Linked DNA regions of Homo sapiens: region 2 is linked to region 1. The links are chromatin loops, found by intact Hi-C in ENCODE. Cell type or tissue: gastrocnemius medialis. All regions are shown on one strand.

The links. A loop is a pair of places that touch in the nucleus more often than their neighbours do. Peaks named below come from ENCODE experiments on the same cell type or tissue, not always from the same donor. Only the 100,000 strongest peaks of a DNase experiment are listed, where the experiment ranks them.
Region 2: it touches region 1 in a loop (5-fold over the local background); 3 of 110 quality-filtered maps call a loop at or near these places.

The regions. Positions count from the first base shown.
Region 1 is chr6:3,473,557-3,481,556 of GRCh38, reverse strand. No RefSeq gene overlaps it. Among named protein-coding and RNA genes, the nearest start is that of SLC22A23, 21 kb to the right of the region's middle. In gastrocnemius medialis, no CTCF peak of the experiment used is centred here; no DNase peak of the experiment used is centred here.
Region 2 is chr6:3,718,366-3,726,365 of GRCh38, reverse strand. It overlaps PXDC1 (PX domain containing 1), which reads left to right. Exons shown (of 5, transcript NM_183373.4): 5 at 2,630-3,747. The coding sequence ends at 2,747. It overlaps LOC100507336 (a long non-coding RNA gene), which reads left to right and starts at 6,289. Exons shown (of 4, transcript NR_187650.1): 1 at 6,289-7,003. RefSeq lists an enhancer at 1,853-2,391. In gastrocnemius medialis, no CTCF peak of the experiment used is centred here; no DNase peak of the experiment used is centred here; H3K27ac peaks cover 1,302 bases.

The DNA of each region.
Region 1 (8,000 bases):
AGGAGCTGTCATTGCGTGTGCAGCTGGAGTTGTGCTCACAGTGGTGAACGCGAAGCGGGGAAGCAGGACAGATGAGAAGCCATGACTTATATTAGATGCTGTGGAGAATGGAAAGCAGGTATTGACTCTGGAAATATCAAAGGCTGTCAGGTAGTACCAGTGGGTCAGCAGACGGTGATTTGTAGTAACACCCACCTGGAGTGCTTTCCCCAGCAAAGCTTGGTAGCCTAAGTTTAGGAGCACGAAGAAGAGAAAAAGATGGGTCTAGGGATAGGGTTTTGGAAGAATGGGGCAGAGCAGATTAGAAGAAAAAAAAACAGTGGGGTTTGGGATATTAACCAGATTTTGTGAAGGTGGTGGGCTGCGGAGTCTAGGTCAGAGAAGAAGTGAAGGCAGCAGGAAGGGGGTGGTGAGGAAAAAGCGTTGCACGGAAGAGTTGAACTTCTCCAAACCCTGGTGAAGGTGAAGACAGGTAGGGTTGGAGTAACTGAGAGGATGATCTGGAGGAGACAAGGTTGTATTTAGAGATGGGATAATCAGTCTCAGAGTTTGGGGTAAAAATGGCATTAGGACATTGCTATACACTAAAATGTGACCCCCTCCCAAATTCATATGCTGAAACCCTTTCAATGTGATTGTATCTGGAGATAGGGTCTTCAGGAGGTAATCAAGACCAAATGAGGGCTGGCCATAGTGGCTCACACCTGTAATCCCAGAACTTTGGGAGGATGAGGCAGGTGGATCACTTGAGGTCAGGAGTTTGAGACCAGCCTAACCAATATGGTGAAACCCCATCTCTACTAAAAATACAAAAATTAGCCGGGTGGTAGTGGCGTGTGCCTGTAATCCCAGCTACTAGAGAGGCTGAGGCAGGAGAATCACTTGAGCCTGGCAGGTGGAGGTTGCAGTGAGCCGAGATTGTGCCGCTGCACTCCAGCCTTGGCAACAGAGTGAGACTCCATCTCAAAAAAAAAAAAAAAAAAAAAATCAAATGAGGTCATAAGTGTGCTGCCTTAATATGATAGGGCTGTGGCCTTATAAGAAGAGGAAGATATAGATGTATATCTCCCTCCTCGCCTCCCTCTCCCTCTCTTTCTCCCCTTCTCCCTGTTGTGTGAGGGCACAGTAAGAAGGCAACTATCTGCAAGCCAGAAAAAGGACCCACACTAGACCCCAATCCAGCTGGTACCCTGATCTTGAACTTCCAGCCTCCAGAACTGGGAGAAAATAAACTTCCATTGTTTAAGCCACCCAGTCTGTGATATTTTCTTATGGCAGCCTGAGGTGACTAACACAGATTTTGGTACCAGAAGTGGGGTGCTGACACAAATACCTAAATACTTGGAAATGGCTTTGAAACTGGGTAATGGCTAGAGGCTGGAAGAGTTTTGAGGTACCTGCTAGGAATATGAGCATTAAGGACAATCTGCTAAGATCCTGGATGGAAATGAAGAACATGTTATTGAAAACTGGAGGAAAGGTGATCCTTGTTATAAAGTGGCAAAGAATATGGCTGAACTGTGTCTAGTGTTTTGTGGAAGTATAACTTGCAAGCAATGAAATTGGATATTTAGTTAAGGAGATTTCTAAACATAGTGTTGATTGAAGGACAGGCTTGGTTTCTCCTTACTGCTTATAGTCAAATGTGAAAAAAGGAAGATGGATTGAAAAAAGGAATTGTAGGCTGGGCACGTGGCAGCTTACGCCTGTAATCCCAGCACTTTGGGAGGCCGAGGCGGGCAGATCATGAGGTCAGGAGTTCCAGAACAGCCTGGCCAACATAGTGAAACCCCATCTCTACTAAAAATACAAAAAATTAGCCAGGCGTGGTGGTGGGCGCCTGTAATCCTAGCTGCTTGGGAGGCTGAGGCAGGACAATCACTTGAACCTGGGAGGCGGAGGTTGCAGTGAGCCGAGATTGCGCCATTGCACGCCAGCCAGGGCACGACAGTGCGAAACTCCATCTCAAAAAGAAGAAGAAGAAGAAGAAAGGAATTATTAAAAAGGAACCAGAACTTGAAGATTTGGGAAATTCTCACCCTATTCATATTACAGATGCCCCTTCCAAACAGCTGTGCCAGTGGGTCTGGAAGGCAGGGCACAAACTAGAGGATTATCCTAGAACCTTAAGATATATTGGGATTTGCCTAACTAGGTTTTGGACTTGCTTGGTGCCTGCTGTCCCTTTCTTCTGTTCAATTTATCTCTTTTGGAATGGGAATGTCCCTCCTATGCCTGTCCCACCATTGTATTTTAGAAACAGATAACCTGCGTGAGTTCACAGGTTTCAGCCAGAGAGGAATTTTGCCTCAAGATTCATCATCAAATCTCACTCATACCTGATTTAGATGATATTTAGATGAGCCTTTGGACTTTAGACTTTGGAGTTGATGCTGAAATGAGTTAAAACTTTTGGAGCTGTTGGGATGAAATGAATATATTTTGCATGAGATAAGAACATGAATTTGGGGGGCAGGGGTGGGATGCTAGAGACTGAATTGTGTCCCCCTAAAAAATTTGTATGTTGAAGCCATAGCCCCCAATTCGACTATATCTAGATATAAAGTTTTAAAGAGGTAATTAAGGTTAAATTAGATCATAAAGATTCATCCCTAATACAATAGAACTGTGGCCTTATAATAAGAGGAAGAAAGAGAGCTTTCTCTCTCACTCTCCTAGATAGGTGAGTTGGTGAGAAGGCAGCCACCTGCAAGCCAGGAAGAGGGCCTTCACCAGAACCTGACCATGCTGGAACCCTGGTCTTGAACTTCCAGCCTGCGGAACTGGGAGAAATTAATTTCTGTTTCTTAAGCCACCCAGTCAATAGTATTTTTTATGGCAGCCTGAGCTGACTACTAGAATCATGGCTGTGGGAAAGATGGAGTGGAGAAAAAGGTCACAAGCTGAGGAAGTCAAGGAGCTGAGAAGTCAGGGTATCAGTTGGGTCAGCCACATACACATCAAAGACACCAGAATAACAGTGGGACTGAGAGTGCTGATGACAAGGGGCAGTTGCCAAACACTTTAAAGCACAAATGAGGGGGACTGTCCAGGAGGGTGTCAGATGACAGCACCTCAGAGGGATAGGATGCATTCTCCCTGGGAGCTGCTGATGGAGGGAAAGAAGACAGGCTGCAGGACCCCAAGAGTGGGGTCCACAAGGGAACAAGGAGGTGAACAGCCCACCTCAAAGACAGATGACCTAAAAACATTTATACTGTATTGACTCCGCCACCCAGATACTTAGTTCAGTACACAAATGCCTCCCATTAAAAGCCCAAAATGTTTCTCTAAAGTTTCTCTGTGAAAAAGAGACTGTGAAAGTAGAGGCAATTATTAACACAAGTGATAGAACGTTACGAAAAAGAGAAGATGCCTAGGGGAGTGATGGCATTTCTGAATGTGGGGATTCACAAAGGGCTCCAGGTACATCCTTTGGGGATAATAATCTGATCTGCAACATACAGCAGATGAAAAGTGCATGAAATAGGGGAAAGAGGCACTGTCAAAGAAACTGACACAGTCATAGATTGCCACAATAATTGTACCAGATCAGAGGGAAGGCAGCCCAGCAGAGGGCAGGTGTTTGGGCACCTGGGAGTGAGTCCACTCACTTTCATCAGGAATCCCTGAGAAATTCCAAGGGAGTTAGCCAGTCCTCCAACCTCCCAGTGAGTGGGTACCAGTCAAAGTGGGCAATGCACTTAAAACCAGAAGACGATTAAGAAGTAAAGAGGACCGCATCAAGACTTGCCTCTATTTCTAACTGGAAGAATTTGCCAGCCCTTTAGGGCAGGGGTCTGACCCCTGGTTCCAGTCTGTGGTCTGTTAGGAACCAGGCCACACAGCAGGAGGTGGGCGGAGGGTGAGTGAGCATTACCACCTGAGCTCCGCCTCCTGTGAAATCAGTGGGGGCATTAGATTCTCACAGGAGCACAAACCCTGTCGTGAACTGTGCGTGCAAGGGATCCAGGTTGCATGCTCCTTATGAGAATCTAACGCCTGATGATCTGAGATGGAACAGTTTAATCCTGAAACCACCATCACCTCCCGCCCCCCGAGCCCCGTTCCATCAATGGGAAAATTGTCTACCGCAAAACTGGTCCACGGTGCTACAGAGGCAGCAGAAGCAGCTTCGTGTGGCCTATACCTAGGTTTTAATGCACTTAGGAATGACCTGGGGCTTGTGAAAATGTGGATTCTGATTCTGTAAGTCTGGGCGGGGGCCTGAGAATGTTCTTAATAGTTAAGAAAATTGTTAAGAAAACTGCAGTCAAGTTCACCCACAGTATTGTATTAATTCTTCTCCACTGATGCTTACTGTTTACAAAATCCTGAGTTACAGAGTGCATCTTTATCATTTCTTAAATAAGATAAAAGAAGCATAAGCCACAACAGAAAAAGATTGATAAGTTTGACAAAATGAAAATGTAATATTTTTATATAACAAAAGACAACAGAAACAAAGTTAAAGCCAGTATCAAGGACAAAAGGAGCCACAGATTGGAGGAATATATTTGTAATGCATGAAACTGATAGGGAATGAGTATTCCGGATACACAAAAATCCCTGCAAATCATTGTTTTTGAGAATGAACAATTAAAAATGACTTACATATTCACCAATAAGTAAACGAATGCATACATTTTAATAAATTCATAGAAATAATGCAGAAATAGATGTTCAAAATGAATACACTAGATCTCCAAATATCAACTGAGACAAGTCTTGAAAACATGGAACTGAGTGAAGTGTAAGCTGTAGAAAACTGTATGAAGTATTATTTGTATAAAATAGAAAACATTACTAAATGTTGATTATGTACACCTATGCATGGGTAGAGGAGATACACACCAGTATCAGAATGGGGGTTCTGCTGCAGAACAGGTGGGGCTGGGAGGAGGGAGGAGTAGAAAGGAATTTCCACCACAGTGTCAGAAATCATGGAGCAGGCTGGGTGCAGTGGCTCACGCCTGTAATCCCAGAACTTTGGGAGGCCAAGACAGGCAGATCGCTTGAGCCCAGTAGTTTGAGACCGGCCTAGGCAACATGATGAAACCCTGTCTCTACAAACAATACAAAAAATTAGCTGGGCATGGGCACATGCCTGTAGTCCCAGCTATTTGGGAGGCTGAGGTAGAAGGATCACCTGAGCCCAGGAAGTTGAGGCTGCAGTGAGCCGTGATCGTGCCGCTGCATTCCAGTCTGGTTAAAAAAGCAAGACTCAAAAAAGAAAACAGAAAAGAAATCATGCGGCAGATGTGGTTAGAAACCCACATTTGTCAAATCTGTATAGCAATTATTATTCTCTGAACTTTTCTGCATGTTCAAAATATTTCAGAGAGAGATTCTTTCAGGCATCTGGAACAAGGTGACCTGAGCCCCTTTCTGAGTCCTCCTGAGCTGCTTGCAGGTCCCTAAATGGCCTGGTAGGACTCCTTCCCTCCCCTCACTACTCAAAGTGAGGTTTGCCAACAGCCGCATCACCTAGCAGCATCTTGGAAATAAATGCACATTCTCAGGCCCCCGCCCAGACTTTCAGAATCTGCATTTTCACAAGCCCCGGGTCATTCCTATGTATATTAAAACCTAGGTAGGCTACACAAAACTGCTCCTGCTGCCTCTGTCCCTTCTGTCCACTGCCCATATTGTTACCTAGATAACTCCAAAGCCTCTACCTGGATGGAGTTTAAGGATTGCATGTTCTAAGACTGCTGTGAACCCCTATCTAGAGCAGGAGTTATCTGTGTATGCTGGACACTTTATTTTATCAAGATCTGAAACACTGTTATCAGCTGCTAACCAGACAGTGAATTCCATATTAGTCCCATTAACCTTTGGGGGGTTGTCCATCATCTTATAGTACACAGCACATGGCATGAGTTCAGTGAATCTTTTAAGAATAAATGAAGAATCCACATTTTTAAGACACTGGTAAGGCCATCATCCATACTAAAAATGTTCACTCAGGGAATGGAATGTTCTGATTCTGGAACACTTTAATACGTGGAATTAATTTCTTATTATCTTTTAAAGTTCTAAATCTAAAATAGATTAAATTTATTTAAAAATTATTGGCATTTTAAAAAACTGTGCATGTTTAACATTTTGTAGCAAAGTAGTATTTTTTATAGCACATCTTAATAAATTGATGTAAAAAATGTCTCCACTTCAGGAACTCTTAGTCTTTCAAGGACTCTTGGCCCCATTTGAAAGCCTAATGGCAGATAGAGACCTTTTCCCCAGACAAATGCACATAATCAGCAATACATAATTTCAGTTTTCACAAACCCCAGGCAAAGAGTATCTGCCCTAAATTCAACAAGGCTGTAGATGACCCCCTTATCTCACATCGTTCCAGAGTTTTCTACTGTGTCATGTGAATGAAGATGTGTCACAGAGAATCCCACCATATGACACCTTTCATAGCCACTCTTCATTCCTCTCGCTGTGAAAACAATCCCCCAAATTATGAGCAACTTAAAAAACTCTTATGAGCATTAACTAATAAAGTGGTGCTCAAAAGTGTTTCCTTGGCTGGGTGCAGTGGCTCACACCTGTAATCCCAGCACTTTGGGAGGCTGAGGCAGGTGGATCACGAGGTCAGGAGATCGAGACCATCCTGGCTAATACAGTGAAACCCTGTCTCTACTAAAAATAAAAAAAATTAGCCGGGCGTGGTAGCACGTGCCCGTAGTCACAGCTACTTGGGAGGCTGAGGCAGGAGAATCGCTTGAACCCAGGAGGCGGAGGTTGCAGTGAGCCAAGATCATGCCACTGCACTCCAGCCTGGGTGACAGAGTGAGACTCTGTCTCAAGAAAAAAGAAAAAAGTGTTTCCTTTTGAACGTGCCCCCCGGGTTTCCACCTGTGGATGTAGAAGACGGGAAGTCTAGAATCCATACTGCTGCTCAGAGGCCATCACACAGGGTACATGGGCCTGAGTGAGTGACCGCACTGCCCTCGTTAACTGGACTAAATAGTATTTTATCACATTTTGTTGTCGTTTTGTTGCTTTTTTTTTTTTTCTTGAGACAGTTTCATTCTTGTTGCCCAGGCTGGAGTACAGTGGCACAATCTCGGCTCACTGCAACCTCTGCCTCCCCAGCTCAAGTGATTCTCCTGCCTCAGCCTCCCCAGTAGCTGGGATTACAGGCGCATGCCACCATGCCTGTCTAATTTTTGTATTTTTAGTAGAGACGGGGTTTCTCCATGTTGGCCAAGCTGGTCTCGAACTCCTGACCTCAGGTGATCCACCCGTCTGAGCCTCCCAAAGTGTTGGAATTACAGGTGGGAGCCACTGCACCCGGCTCTTGTTGCTTTTCTTAAGAGACATTTAAAAATGCCTTGGTAGCAGGTAGAAAAGCAGCAGAAATATTTTATTCTATTTACAGGCACCATCAAACTACCACATGGTTTTAAATATAAACAACTACCAATAAACAAGTAACACCCACAGAAATCCAGAGCCAGGAGGAGACATCTGCATTAGGCTCTGGTGCTGAAAGAAGCCTCCATCACCAGGTCAAGTTTATTTGCCAAAAAGAGAAAAAATAAATAAGTCCACCACCCAATCCCTTCTGGAGCAGCCATCCTTTCCCCTCCCCCTCCACATTCAGTCACTGGAACTGGAAGTCACTTTCATGCCAAATAATAATGACGGCCAGGTGTGGTGGCTCATGCCTGTAATCCCAGCACTTGGGAGGCAGAGGCAGGCGGATCACGCGATCAGGAGATCGAGACCATCCTGGCTAACACAGTGAAACCCTGTCTCTGCTAAAAATACAAAAAATTAGCCGGGTGTGGTGGCACGTGCCTGTAGTCCCAGCTACTCGGGAGGCTGAGGCAGGAGAATCACCTGAACCCAGGAGGCGGAGGTTGCAGTGAGCCGAGATAGCACCACTGCACTCCAGCCTGGGTGACAGAGCAAGACTCTGTCTCAATAATAATAATAATAATAATAATAATAATAATAATAATAATAACGATACTAATTCATTA
Region 2 (8,000 bases), 240 kb before region 1:
GCCCTGACCCCACTGTACATAGCTCATTCACTCATTACCTATGGGTCCCCCATGCCAACAGGCTGGCACCGTGGAGGTACAAGGCTGGAGTGTAGTCATGGATGAAAGAAAGAGGCCCTTTAGCTTGGCAGGGGTAGTTACTGGCCAGGCACTGTCTTGGGGAGAAGACAGATGGAGACCCTTCCTCATCACCAGTTGTGCAGGCTCTGAGTCTGCAGTGTTTGCAAGGGGACCCCTTTCTATATCCAAGAGGCCCTTGGCACCCTGGAATGAGGCCAGATTTAGGAGGCAGGTTCAACTGTGAGCAGGCTGGAGCTGAGGAGAAACACACGGAGGGAAGAAAGCCGGGCCAGAGGTGTGGCTCTTGCAGCTGCCCGGGACTGACTGCATGTGCACAGGAGTGACAGGTCTTGAATAGGCGGCCACCTGCTCCGGGATGCCTGGCTCACAGAGAGGGCCGAGAAAATCTCCATGACCCCAGAAAAGCCTAACAAAGAAACGCCTGCCGCCATGGGGCTCGGGAGCATCTGGAGGGAGTTCCGACTTGGGCTTGCCGGGCCTTTCTCTGGCTCCTCAATCTCGGGCAGTGCAGTGGAGTCGATGGTCCAGCTCCAGTGTCTCACAGGGACGATCTGTTTCTACACGGCACCGGCTGTCGGGTGGGGGGTTGACAGCGACCAAGAGCACAGACACCCTTTGTGGAACTGGAGGCTTCACCTCCCTGCGTGGCTGTCCTCCCTGGCACCCGAGGCTGATTGTCTGGCCCGAGCCTGTGAGCCCAGTGCCGCCGGGCCCACAGCAGGGCCCCCACAGCAGAGTCTCAGCAGGCTGCCCCGAGTCTGGCCCCAGGGGCAAGTGGGCACCAGTGCCAGGGCCCAGAGACCCACCTGCACTCAGGGAATGGATGTATCTGATAGAGATGGGGCCAGTGGGGACTTCTGGGGCTCTGCAGGTGACAGTCTCAGCTGGCGAAGGGATTGCCTGGCTTCTGGGAGGTCATCCAGGGCCGAGGCACTGGGCGGTTCTGTGGGGACCTCAGGGAGCCTTAGCCCCATGACTCATTTTCCCTGAGCATCCCGGTCCCCCTCCCTCCTCATGTCCTCAGGGTCATCCTGTGATCTGGGCAGGGAGGACGGGCAGGTGGTGGGACACTGTTTGAGGTGGCGCTGTGGCTCTGTCCCTCGACTGGCTTGAACCTTTCGGCACGCCCAAGGTTCCCCCTTGGGTTTCCATCCAGCCCTGGTCTGGGGAAGAGATTTCATTCCCTGGATGAAGTTGGAGAGCTGCTCTGTCTCCGTGAGCCCCCCATAGCTTTCCCACCCACAGCTAGGGCTCTTTGTGCCGCGGCCTCTGTCCCAGCCTCGTGTTGCCAGGACCGTGAGCATAGGGAAGCCGAGGCGGGGGCTGACACCACACTCCAGGCCTGGCCATGGAGTCAGAGGGGAGGCCTTCCTCTGCAGCCTCAGCCTTTCTTATCCAAATGCCTTAAAGCTGTCTTCACAGCCCTGTCCCTTGAGGTCAGCGGGATTCGCACGATGTACTAGGTTTGTGGGGGACATATGCTCGCCCTGCCTTGTTGTGTGTCCGGCCAGGGGCCTGGACTGTGCAGTCATCTTGGTCATGGCAAAGCTTTCCAGAGATGGCTGAGTTCCCACAGTTGTCCACGGGCCAGGGCCACCTTCAGTCACTGGGGGCGGCACAGGAGGCAGCCCCGAGGTGGCTCCCAGGAGGGCGGGGCAGCTGCTTGCCTCTGTCCACACTCCCACGCGGCCTGCTGGGTTTGGGCTGATTCATAGGTGGAGGAAAATCCCACGAGCCGTACAGCTCTGTCCCCCTTCCTGGGGAGAATGTCCTTCTTGTGCTTTTCTCTGTTACGCATTTTTAAAGACCTGGAGTCTCTTTTCTTAACGTAGGAAGTCTGCCTGGGCTGCAGAGGGAGTAGAAACAGTTCCAGTGTGTGGGGAGTCAGTATCGCGGGCTTTTACGTCCCCTTATGTTTGGGGTTTGTATTCTTCCCTAGTTCTCCACACCCCATGTAAGTCCCCCATGTTCGGATGCTTCTCATCTGCCAGAGCGCGAATGAAACACGTACCCACATGCAGGCTTCCCCGCTAGAAGGTGTCTCCCCCCGTGACCTCCACGGGCCTCGCCGGCTCTTCTCCAGCCTCCTGTTCCCTCGCAGCCTCCTGTGCGTCCGTGTGTCATCTCTGCTGCGGTCAGGCTGTGAGCTCGTGACCACTCCTCTCTCAGCTGTCCCCAGGGCCCAGCACGAGGCAGGCGCCTCTTCCCTGAGGACAGACCCTGCCTGCCTTGTTCACTGCTGATCCCACAGCCTGACGCGGTGCTGGGCACAGAACAAGAGGTGAAAATCAGCACTCCATGAATGAAGGAATGGATGAAGGCCTCGCTAAGGGTTGTCTAAGCAAATGCAGACAGCAGTCTCCAAGGCAGTGGAAACCAGAAGCTCTGGCAGTCTCAGAGCAGGAGCCAGCTCACCAGTTCATTTGTAGCCGTGGTTTTTTTGCACACTTACTAGCGGGCATTGAAAGTCATGCTCATGGTCCCGGCGGGTGTTTGGTGTTGATCCCAACAATGAGCCACCCCTCACCTCTGGTTTCTCTAATTTCAGATTTGAGAATGGCAGTGAGTTTCCCTCAGAGCTGGAGGACGGGGACGACCCAGCAGCCTACGTCACCAACCTGTCATATTACCACCTGGTCCCCTTCGAGACAGACATTTGGGACTGAACCTCTCTATCAGGCCTCCCCCGCCTCAGCTGTTCACTGCCAGCTCTGATGCTGTCCACTGTGCTGGCCCCCATGGTCACAGCTGCTGCCCCAGCTCTGGAACTCCCAGACGTCCCAGGCCCCACTGACGCCAGGAGGCCTGGGTGTCCTGCAAGTGGAGCAGCAGGGGCTCCTAGTGGGCCAGGCTGACCGCAGAGTCTCCAGCAAGCTGAGGTCACAGCCGGAGGCCACAGGGCCTGTGTTCTGAGGGTCTTCACTCCCTGCTTGGTGCCCACAGGGCTGCGCACTGCCAGGGCAGGGACAGTTCCTGTGGGGCTCGCTCTCACTGCTACTGCTTCCTGGGAGGTGCATCCCTCTTGGTGAAGTGGCCTAGTGCCCCCCAGCCACCCTGACTCCCCACCATTCCCTCCCACGGCAAACGCACAAAACGTCTTGAGGGAGATTTTGACAAGTCACCCATTCCAGGTGCCACAGGCAGGGGATGTTTAGTAATCCAGGATTTCTCTGAGAACTGGGATATGTGGCCTTTTTTTTTTTCTTTTTATCTTTTATCTGGAAACTGGGTTTGGGTCAACCCCAGGAGTATTTGCAGAAGGCCCAGCACAGTGGGGGGTATTGGCTGCAGGGCAGGGAAGGCATTGCCGACTAGATAACCGTGTGAGCTTGGACTGAGCGTTGGTGGTTCTTCCCAAAGGAAAGGAATTTCTTCCCGGCCTGCCAGGTCTCTGGGCCTTCAGCGCGGGTCCTGGTGCTGCGGCCACACCACCCTGGGGTGCTCATTGACAGAGCTGCCATAATGAACTTGAAAGGACGGGAATCACGAGGGAAGCTGGGGCTCCCCTGCCCACAGGAGAGGATCCCCGTTCTTCAAGCTTCTCTGCTCAGTGTCTACTAACGACCGACATTTGCTAATGTAAATAATAGTAAATTATTGAGAATTCTAATTCTTTTACACAGTCTGTTTTTAATCTATTTTAATTAAATAAAATCTATGACTCTACTTTGATCTGTCCAGGATGTTTGTGTATAAAGGCGTGGTTCTTTCTGTCCCCTGCCTTGGGACAGGGTGGAAACTAAAACTGACTCCTGGGGCCTGGTCCCTCCCCCTCTTCCTGTCACATTCCGTGAGTGACAAAGTGTGTTATGTTCTTACCCTAGGGAAGTGGTCTGCCCAGATTGAAAAATGGACACACTGCTTGTTTTATTTTGGAGGGAGACGGGGGTTGACTTAGGCTTTTTTCTTTTCCTCCATTTTTCTTTTTGGCAGCCACAGGAATTCTCTTTGATGACCCAGCTGCAAAGCACATGGACTTTCCTTTGGTTTTGCATTTCCCTCTGCCTTCCAGCTGTGTTGTTTAAAGCATCTCAATTTCAAATAGGCTAGTAGGTGGCTCACTCCGGGGTTGACCGGTTGCCTTTCTTTTCTTGACACATCAAATTCAGTTCTGTGCAAGGATGAGGCTTCCTGCTTAGTAGCTAAGATTAGAAGTGATCAGCATGTTCAATTAATGCCCATCTGACTTTCAAGGATTGATTCACGGATTCGTCTCATCCGTTTCACAGAGGTGCTTCTCCCCAGCCATTCGGTCACTGTGATGCAGCTTCCTTGGCCACCTCCTTGCTCAGGCTGTGTTCCTCTGTCAAGACTCAAATTTGGCTCCCCAACCTCATCCCCTGCTCAGCCTTCACTGAAGAAGTTTTACTGTTACTAGTCCGTGCGCAATGAGGTCTTGCCAGTAGGGGTGAGATGTTTGGACATCTGTTGTCCTATTAAGCACATCAGAGCATTCTCTGGCTTCCTTTTTTTTTTTTCTGGAAAAACATAGGTCTCATAAGTTCATTTTTTATATTCCCACACTTGAAAGAGCCATAAGTACAAATAAATGTTTCTTTAGGTGCAAAGATATATGCTTACTGGCACTCAGCATCACTGTTGGAAGCAGTATGGAGTGGTGGCAGCTATGGCAAACAGGAGCACTCAGACGCTGCATCAAGGGAGCAGCTACCACTGCTCAGTTTAGCTGGTTGTTTTGCCTGCAAGTATGGGCCCAGTATGGCCAGATCTCCTAGTTTTTCAATAAAAGCTAGAAATCTGACTCTTCTTTGTGAAATATCCCAATTTTGAGGTGTTGACAATAAATAAATAAAAATAAACAAAAATATATTAGAAACTTGACCAAGTGAAAGAATTGTGAATTGTCAGCCTCTAAACTGTCATTTCAGAAAATCGATACCAGAGCAGTTGAGGTTCATGTGTGAATTTTCACTCTTGCCCGCACATTCCTCCAGGTGAGAGGTGACAGCGTGCTGGCAGTCCTCACAGCCCTCGCTCGCTCTCGGCGCCTCCTCTGCCTGGGCTCCCACTTTGGCGGCACTTGAGGAGCCCTTCGGCCCGCCGCTGCACTGTGGGAGCCCCTTTCTGGGCTGGCCAAGGCTGGAGCCCACTCCCTCAGCTTGCAGGGAGGTGTGGAGGGAGAGGCACGAGCGGGAACCAGGGCTGCGTGTGGCGCTTGCTGGCCAGCTGGAGTTCCGGGTGGGCCTGGGCTTGGCGGGCCCCGCACTGGGAGCAGCCGGCCAGCCCTGCTGGCCCCGGGCAATGAGGGACTTAGCACCCGGGCTAGTGGCTGCGGAGGGTGTACTGGGTCCCCCACTAGTACCAGCCCATCGGTGCTGTGCTCGATTTCTCACCGAGCCTTAGCAGCCTTCCCGCAGGGCAGGGCTCGGGACCTGCAGCCCGCCATGCCTGAGCCTCCCACCCACTCCATGGGCTCCTGTGCCGCCCGAGCCTCCCCGACGAGCACCACCCCCTGCTCCACGGCGCCCAGTCCCATCGACCACCCAAGGGCTGAGGAATGTGAGCACACGCGCAGGACTGGCAAGCAGCTCCACCTGCAGCCCCAGTGTGGGATCCACTAGGTGAAGCCAGCTGGGCTCCTGAGTCTGGTGGGGATGTGGAGAGTCTTTATATCTAGCTCAGGGATTGTAAACACACCAATCAGCACCCTGTGTCTAGCTCAAGGTTTGTGAGTGCACCAATCGACACTCTGTATCTAGCTGCTCTGGTGGGGCCTTGGAGAACCTTTATGTCTAGCTCAGGGATTGTAAATACACCAATCAGCACCCTGTGTTTAGCTCAAGGTTTGTGAGTGCACCAATCAACACTCTGTATCTAGCTGCTCTGGTGGGGACATGAAGAACCTTTATGTCTAGCTCAGGGATTGTAAATACACCAATCAGCACTCTGTATCTAGCTCAAGGTTTGTAAACACACCAATCAGCACCCTGTGTTTAGCTCAAGGTTTGTGAATGCACCAATTAACACTCTATATCTAGCTGCTCTGGTGGGGCCTTGGAGAACTTGTGTGGTGAAACTCTGTGTCTAACTAATCTGATGGGGACATGGAGAACCTTTGTATCTAGCTCAGGGATTGTAAACGCACCAATCAGCGCCCTGACAAAACAGACCACTTGGCTCTACCAATCAGCAGGATGTGGGTGGGGCCAGATAAGAGAATAAAAGCAGGCTGCCCGAGCCAGCATTGACAACTCGCGGGGATTGTTTTCCACACCGTGGAAGCTTTGTTCTTTTCGTTTTTTGCAATAAATCTTGTTGCTGCTCGCTTTTTGGGTCCACATTGCTTTTATGAGCTGTACCACTCACCGTGAAGATCTGCAGCTTCACTTCAGAGCCTAGCGAGACCACAAGCTCACTGAGAGGAACAAACAACTCCAGACGCGCTGTCTTAAGAGCTATAACACTCACCGCGAAGGTGTGCAGTTTCACTCCTGAGCTAGTGAGACTACGAAGCCACTGGAACGAAGAAACTCCAACCACGTTTGAACATCAGAAGGGGCAGACTCCAGACGCTTCATCTTAAGAGCTGTAACACTCACTGTGAAGGTCTGCAGCTTCACTCCTGAGCCAGCGAGACCACGAACCGATCTGAACATCAGAAGGGACAGACTCCAGATGCCCCACCTTAAGAGCTGTAATACTCACTGCAAGGGTCTGCAGCTTCATTCTTGAAGTCAGACCAAGAACCCAGCAATTCCCAACACACAGGGACCAGCTTCTTTCCTAACTCACTTAGGCTCTTCGTGCTGCTCTGGCAACTAACACCCTTGGCTGCAGGGGCTTGGACACTACCCTTAGTCACTGACAATTGTGTGAAGGCTGCTGTCGTTAACTTCACTTGATCACCTTAGGCTCCTGTGAAGTGGTGAGCAATTCAAACAAATTCCTGTCGTCAAATCATGTAAGTCACCTAAGTTTTCCTATTTAAAAAGCGCTTTCAGCATGCACTATTTATGGGCTGAGGAATCATTCCTTCTTTGTTTTGTTACAAATGCTCATTTTCATGTATGAGGCCTTCCTAAAGTGAAAAATGCACAGTGTAAACATTGCCTAGTCCCGCCTGTGGTGATTCCTGCAGAATTGACACTCCCCAGCACTTCCCTTGTGGGGAGGCACACGAGCATAAGCTACCTGGTAATGGAGCTGACTGTGGGCTCCTTCATAAGCATACAGTTCTCGTGGCTGTGACATTTATTAATAGAAGTATACCTGGGGGTGTTGGCAGCCAAACTGCCCTGAGCAATGTGTCCTAACCTTCACTAGTTTCTCCTGTTGGGGATAGAACATATTCTTGGGTTTCATTTTAGAAGCATTCTGTCAAATTACAAGCCTTTTTATTGCAACTAAAATTTCTGTCCTGTGTTCTCTGTGCCTTCTGCAGACCAATATTCTCCTCTAGGCCCAAGGACTTAAAATGCAGACTGTATTATTTTTCAGCATGTCAAGGCCAACAGATGAGGAGGTGGCTGCCATTGAAAAGATAGTTTGCTATACAGGCAGATCCCAAGTCGAGGGGGCACATATGCCCTGGGGAGCCATGTGAGAAGTACCAGGGTAGGTCAGGAGGCAGAAGGAGCAGGGGAAGGCATAGCAAGTGTCTTTATTGTGGTTTCTGTGCGGAGGAGATAGGGAGCCAGACTAAGCAGTTTCAAAGATTGGTCAGTTTGATAATTTCAGCAGGCTCCGCGGACTAGGGGCTGTCCCTAGTTGTCTTGTACCTGGTCCTGGGGTGATTAGGGTAGATGGATGGTGGCCCAGAGTATGAAAGCCAGTAAGGGTGGTTGGATGTGGGCTCATGGATGGATTGGTGTGCATGTGTCAAGCAAACTAGCAGACGAGTCCTTTATCATCTCTAGGAACTGGCTAATTCCTAGGACAGTCCAAGGTCAGCATGACCC